Linked DNA regions of Homo sapiens: region 2 is linked to region 1. A link is a loop called in an ENCODE intact Hi-C map of the cell type or tissue named here. Cell type or tissue: K562. All regions are shown on one strand. Each heading gives the region's core, and the rest is flanking DNA. Links, peaks and the distances in the headings are about the cores only. Region 1 has its middle 31 kb from the start of LALBA. Region 2 has its middle 17 kb from the start of OR8S1.

Region 1 (2,918 bases), core at 255-2,754:
TTCACCCCTCTGATGGCTCTAGCCTGGAATTTCCAGGCTACTTCCCTCATTTGGACTGTGCTCCCTTTCTACAGGCATTATGGGAAGGTTGACTTGGGTAAGAACTTTCATGTTAATACCTTTTTATTATTCACAACACTGTCCATGTAAGACTGGATGAGTATTTCCAATATTCCTTCTAAAGGGCTGGTGTAATCAAAGAAAGTTATAGGAGAAAAACATGTAAAACTGACACTCTATGTGGTCTTTATAAGAATTTAAGAAGGCCTTTAACATGGAGGTTAAAATCCTTGTTAGAAACAAGTGCTTGGTGCTGCAAAGAAAACCAACATGTAGGCAGAAAATTCCTCAGCAAGGCAAATTTACTTCTGCAGAAGGGTGCAGCTTGTGCCAGTCACAATTGCAAGAGCACACCGAGTGTGGTGGGGCAGGGGTTTTTATCCCTAATGCAATCAGTCCCTACTGCTGTGTTCTTTCCCCATTGGCTGGAGTTGAACAGCACAATCTAAGCTAACCTGATTGGTTAATGATTGAAATTGAATACAGCTAACTAGGTGGGAAGAGGGAGGCTATCTATTATGGTGTGAGGCATGTCTGGGCATGTCAGGGTGTGGCAAGGATGGGAAGAGTTGTTTACAGCATGGGTAACTAGAAACATGGGTAACTAGAAACCCATGTTACAGCATGTGTCTTAAAAACAAAGGACAAGGAACTAAAGCCTTTTGAAGAGGAATTTATCATTTTTGACAGTTTCCCCCTCTGATTTTATAGCTTTTCCTCTTCAAAACATCTCAGCATACCCCGGCTCTGTTGTTCTTCTTGGGTATCTAGAAGGAAGAGTTTATCAGAATAGGGTGGGGGAGAACTAAAGGAGGTTTTGGTGAGAGCTGTTTCTATAAGTCTTCACACTAAACCGCAAATACAGGGTATGATACAGCATCCTACAAGAATGAGCACGCCTATAACAATTACAAGGGAGGTGAATATTGAGGTCATAATTCCTTTCCATTTCCCAAACCATTTTTCCATGAGGCTTGTAAAGGGGTCATTTATTCCAGAATTTTTGGCTAACTCATTTGATAGGGAGGTAAGGCCTTGTAGGGCTTTTTTTTTATTGTTCCTCTGGGGGCTGTGTTATTAGGAATAAAAGTGCAGTGTTGAACTCTGATCATAACACAGACTCCGCCTTTCTCTGCTAACATCATATCAAGGGTTACCCTATTTTCCCAAGCCACCTGGCTGGTGGAGCCTGATTGTTCAGCTATTCCTTTAATGGTATCTCTTGTATAATTGACAAATCGCTGCTGATTATAGTAGATGTAATTTATCTAATTTACATTTTCATTTATAGTTGACCACCAGAACCATGCTGACTCAAACCTTGCAGCTATTTGGTTTCGGGCTTTAAATTCATCTGGCACTTCTTGCAGAACTCCAATAGCATCTATATATACATGTGAGTCAAAAGACCTGTGAGGGGCACTTCTTTTTTTCCGATTATCTCTCTTATTGTGTTGACGAGATGCTAGGGTGAAAGGGATGGCCAACTGGACTAGAGCGAAAGTGCCACTCCAGTTACTGGGCAGAGTACCCAGTAGTGGTCCACCGCAGTACCACCATACGTCTGTTCGGGGATGAACCAGGGCAGACTGATGGGTAAGCTCTTGGAAGGGCTTAGTTTCACTGCACCCAGTTAGGTTTCTGAGGGACATTAAATTTTCCCCTTGTCTTGCGAGACACAAGGTGAAATTAACATCAGAAGTGGGAGGCCAGATGGTTCTCAGAGGATGACTTGCAGGGCCTTTGGCTTCTGAGAATAGCAGTGAGAGAGTCTTGCATGACTCATCGCCCCAGGCAGTGGGGTTTTGAAAGAGAGCTACAATGCAGCTCATGCCCAGTCCGTGAGAAGACCACCCAAGTGGAAAGGGGACAATTTGGGTCTCTGGCCTGCCTGTCATACAAGCGTAACAGTTGCTTTTGTTTAGCATGTGAACAGAATATTTAATCCATTCCAGCCACGCATTTGCATCTTGATACCCTGTTTCAATTGCTATAGTTTGTTCTAAATCTTTAACCCCTACAACAACTACTTTGGTTTTATCACTGAGTATATAACAAAAAAAGGTTTGGTTAGAGGAGAATTTAGGAGAGGGAGAAGGGGGTGCAGGAGGTGGGGAAGCAATGAAGCATATTTCAAAGGATCCTATGGAGTCGTTCCCTGAGACTTCTGCTCCTATACAATAGAAACGGCTTAATGAAGGGAAAGAACTCTGGGGAGCAGAGATGGTAATCTGTACTGGATTACATTGGTTCAGCTGACAATTGGGAGGAGTAACTCCTTTAGCAAAATGAATATATGGTTTTAGGAAACTGCAAGTACTAGTTGAGGTGGTCCCTACTTGCTCTTTAGTATTCCATAGAACATTGGACCAACTTCGGCAGAGAAGCTCTGCTCTAGGAGGACAAGATTCCCAGTTCACACTGGAATCTTCATCACAATTTTCCCAAACTAGCTTATCCCAGTTAATAAATGCCCAATCCGAGGGGAGCCAGGAAGGACAGAGATACTTTTCTGAGGTGGAGAGTTGCCTTTGACTTGACAAATCTCCACAGGGTATAACAAGGCAAGTGTGAAAGGTAATAGGGGTGAGCTTGACTTGGTTACATTAATAATAAGGGACTAGTGATAGAGATGGGGAGGAAAGAAATACAGAATAAGAGGGTTAAACCTGCTTTAGCCTTCCTACTGATAATAGTGTAAGGGTTGGAAATAACAGGATGTGTAATTTGGACTATCTGATTAATAGCTTGAAGGTCTCATGGTAACCAGTATGACCCTTCTGGCTTCTTTACTGGCAGTATTGGAGTGTTATAGGAGGACATACAAGGTTCGAGAAGCCCATCACGGAGAAGACCTT
Region 2 (2,918 bases), core at 313-2,812, 59 kb after region 1:
TGGGCTTAGGGCAAAATAACCCTAGCTCATTTAGACTTCATTGCAGTCTGAATGACCAACCTACAATTTCTCCCCTTGGCTCATGAGAAACCCTCCCTGCTAACCTTCTGGGCCTCCTTGCTGACCCCACACTTGCTATTCAGCTCCCAATAAACTGCAGACTTCCTGAGGGTAAGAGGTTTTTTTGTACTAATGATGACAGTTAGACAGGACTCCATTGATAAAGAAGACTCCAGGGACCCAAAATGACGTTGCTTACAAATCTATGATTTGCAGGAAAAATGATACAAATGTAGCAACAGCATTAAAGTAAGGATATGCACCACAGCCAAAAGCTGCCTCCCATCAAGGAGTCCTGGAGACAGCCCTGGAGGGAGCTCCAATATTCTTCCCCCTACAGGGTCATACTAGCATGTGCTCACTCTCTTGATTAGAAACCACCAATGTGTATGTGAAACACATCAGAACCAGGAGCTCAGACAATCTGGGTATGTATGACACGTCCTTCCCTTGATCCAGTCTAGTGAACTAGCAGCTGCCCCATGAACTGTCCCTGCAAAGGTAGCGGACAACTGAAGATCCAGTGTAAGCCCAAATATTCCCTTAGGAGCTGGCAAACATTCTTCCCTACTCAGCAGTGTTCAAGGACAGGAACACTGCACCTTGATCTAAAACCCTCAGGAGCCATTTCAACAAGGGCTCAAAGGGAAGCTGCTTTTAACACTACAAAATGTCTCAATGATTTCACTTAACAACCCCTTACTTTCATGTTTCCTTTTGCCGTCCTTCCATTATCAGTCAGCTTGCCCCATTTGAAATGTCTTTTTTTTTTTTTTTTTTTTTTTTGAGACAGAGTCTTGCTCTCTCACCAGGCTGGAGTGCAGTGGCATGATCTTGGCTCACTGCAACCTCCACCTCCAGGTTCAGGTGAGTCTCCTGCCTCAGCCTCCTGAGTAGCTGGGACTACAGGCACGAGCCACCACGCCCAGCTAATTTTTTTTTTTTTTGTATTTTAGTAGAGATGGGGTTTCACCATATTGGCCAGGTTGGTCTCGATCTCATGACCTCGTGATCTGCTCCCCTTGGCCTCCCAAAGTGCTAGTATTACAGGTGTGAGCCACCATGCCCGGCCGATAACAAATCTTTATTAGCAAAGAACACAGAATAAACAACTTTACAACCAAAAAGTAATTTTTGCCATAAAAAGGTGGCATATATATATATATATAATGGCTGAGGAATAACCAAAACTTGCCATGTAAGGCCAGTAAGAAAATTCCAACAATTAACAAGAATGCAATTTTCAATGGCCCATTAATTACAGAAAAATTAAACAACTACATCAAAATTAAAATTGCCTACATATTAGAAATACATTTCAACTTAACTAAATATCTTCTTAGTAGTAATTAGTCTCATAGTTACAACCCGGTGTCAGGTTATGGTTGCCCAGCTTCCTTTGGTTGGAGCGCCGTCTCCTGGCCAGAGAATGTGAAGCTCAGCCAAAGGAGATCTTTGGGCTTCCTTTTACCTTTGCTAATGCAGCAACCGTGGAACTGAATTTTAGTGGACCTGCCACTGGATTGAAATTTCCTGCCAATCCATTTTACTAGCTCCTGAGGTTTCAGTTTTATAATTTTCAGATCTCACTGGGAAGGTTTATTATCAGCAAGTGATTTCAAAGCATGTGCTACTTCAAACTAAGGGCAAGTAGGCAACCAACCACATGGCGTCAATGATTCATTTTCATCCTCTTTATCGGAACCACCCCTTTTCTATCTAAATAATGCCTTAGTTATAGTTTTAGCTAAAAATGAGTTGGGGAGACAAATTTCTAATCCCACATATGATGCTGGCTGGCTGAACTAATGGCAGCAGTTAGGCAGAGAGTAATGGCTAAGTCCAAAACACCTAATTTTTCTTCAATTGCAAAGTCCAAAAACACTTCTGGTCCCTCACAGGACCCCAAATAATGATGCTTACCAACCTATGGTTACTTTGGGAAAAGGATACAACACAGAAGTAACTTGAAGTAAGGAGAAATGTCACAGCCAAAGGATGTCTCACACAAGGTGTCCAGTGAGACCTGGCATGGGTTCCAGCTGTCCTCTCTCTATAAGGTAATGCCAGGACCTGCTTCACCCTCAGATCAGGAATCAGCGATGGGTAATGAGCTCAGCTAACTGTAAGAGCAAGGCCTTCTCCATCTTCTCCCCACAATATCTGGTGAATTCTATTATACAAGACAGGCTTAGTCAGCTGCCTTAGCACCTCGATGGTTTCTGTGTGTGACCAGGACTGCATTGTAACACATGCAGTCCTGCATTATCTTTGCAGGACTGCATTGTAACACTTTTAAAATTCATAATCTATAGCTTGATTATTGTGGAAGTCAAGCAACAAAATGATAAAATTCGAACTCTGTCTGAAAATCTGTAAAGACACTAGGTAGTTCATCATTTTTGTCTCCTGTCCAAAGACACAGATGTCTCAGGGAGTAAAGGTAATGTCAACACAAACTTGCATTTTCTTCTTTTTTTTTTGTTTTTGAGATGGAGTTTTGCTCTTGTCGCCCAGGCTGGAGTGCAATGGTGTGATCTCAGCTTACTGCAACCTTCACTTCCCAGGTTCAAGTGATTCTTATGGCTCAACCTCCAAGTGGCTGGGATTACAGGTGCCTGCCATCATGCCTGGCTAGTTTTTTGTACTTTTAGTAAAGACAGTGTTTCACCATTTTGTCCAGCCTGGTCTCAAACTCCTGACCTAAGGTGATCCACCCTCCTCAGCCTCCCAAAGTGCTGGGATTACAGGTGTGAGCCACCGTGCCTGGTCTAACTTGCATTTTCTTGATCAGTGGTGTATTGTAATTTTTTAGCCCACAGACTCAGGTATGCAAAATATGATTTTATTTTAAACAC

The links. A loop is a pair of places that touch in the nucleus more often than their neighbours do. Peaks named below come from ENCODE experiments on the same cell type or tissue, not always from the same donor. Only the 100,000 strongest peaks of a DNase experiment are listed, where the experiment ranks them.
Region 2: a loop joins it to region 1, with 2.7 times the contacts of the local background. A loop is called at or near these places in 42 of 110 quality-filtered maps.

What each region holds. Positions count from the first base shown.
Region 1 is chr12:48,600,054-48,602,971 of GRCh38, reverse strand. No RefSeq gene overlaps it. Among named protein-coding and RNA genes, the nearest start is that of LALBA, 31 kb to the right of the region's middle. RefSeq lists an enhancer at 70-1,269. In K562, for the core only: no CTCF peak of the experiment used is centred there; a DNase peak (open chromatin) is centred at 1,801.
Region 2 is chr12:48,541,059-48,543,976 of GRCh38, reverse strand. No RefSeq gene overlaps it. Among named protein-coding and RNA genes, the nearest start is that of OR8S1, 17 kb to the right of the region's middle. RefSeq lists a silencer at 1,443-1,552. In K562, for the core only: a CTCF peak has its summit at 1,472 (motif pointing left); a DNase peak (open chromatin) is centred at 1,476.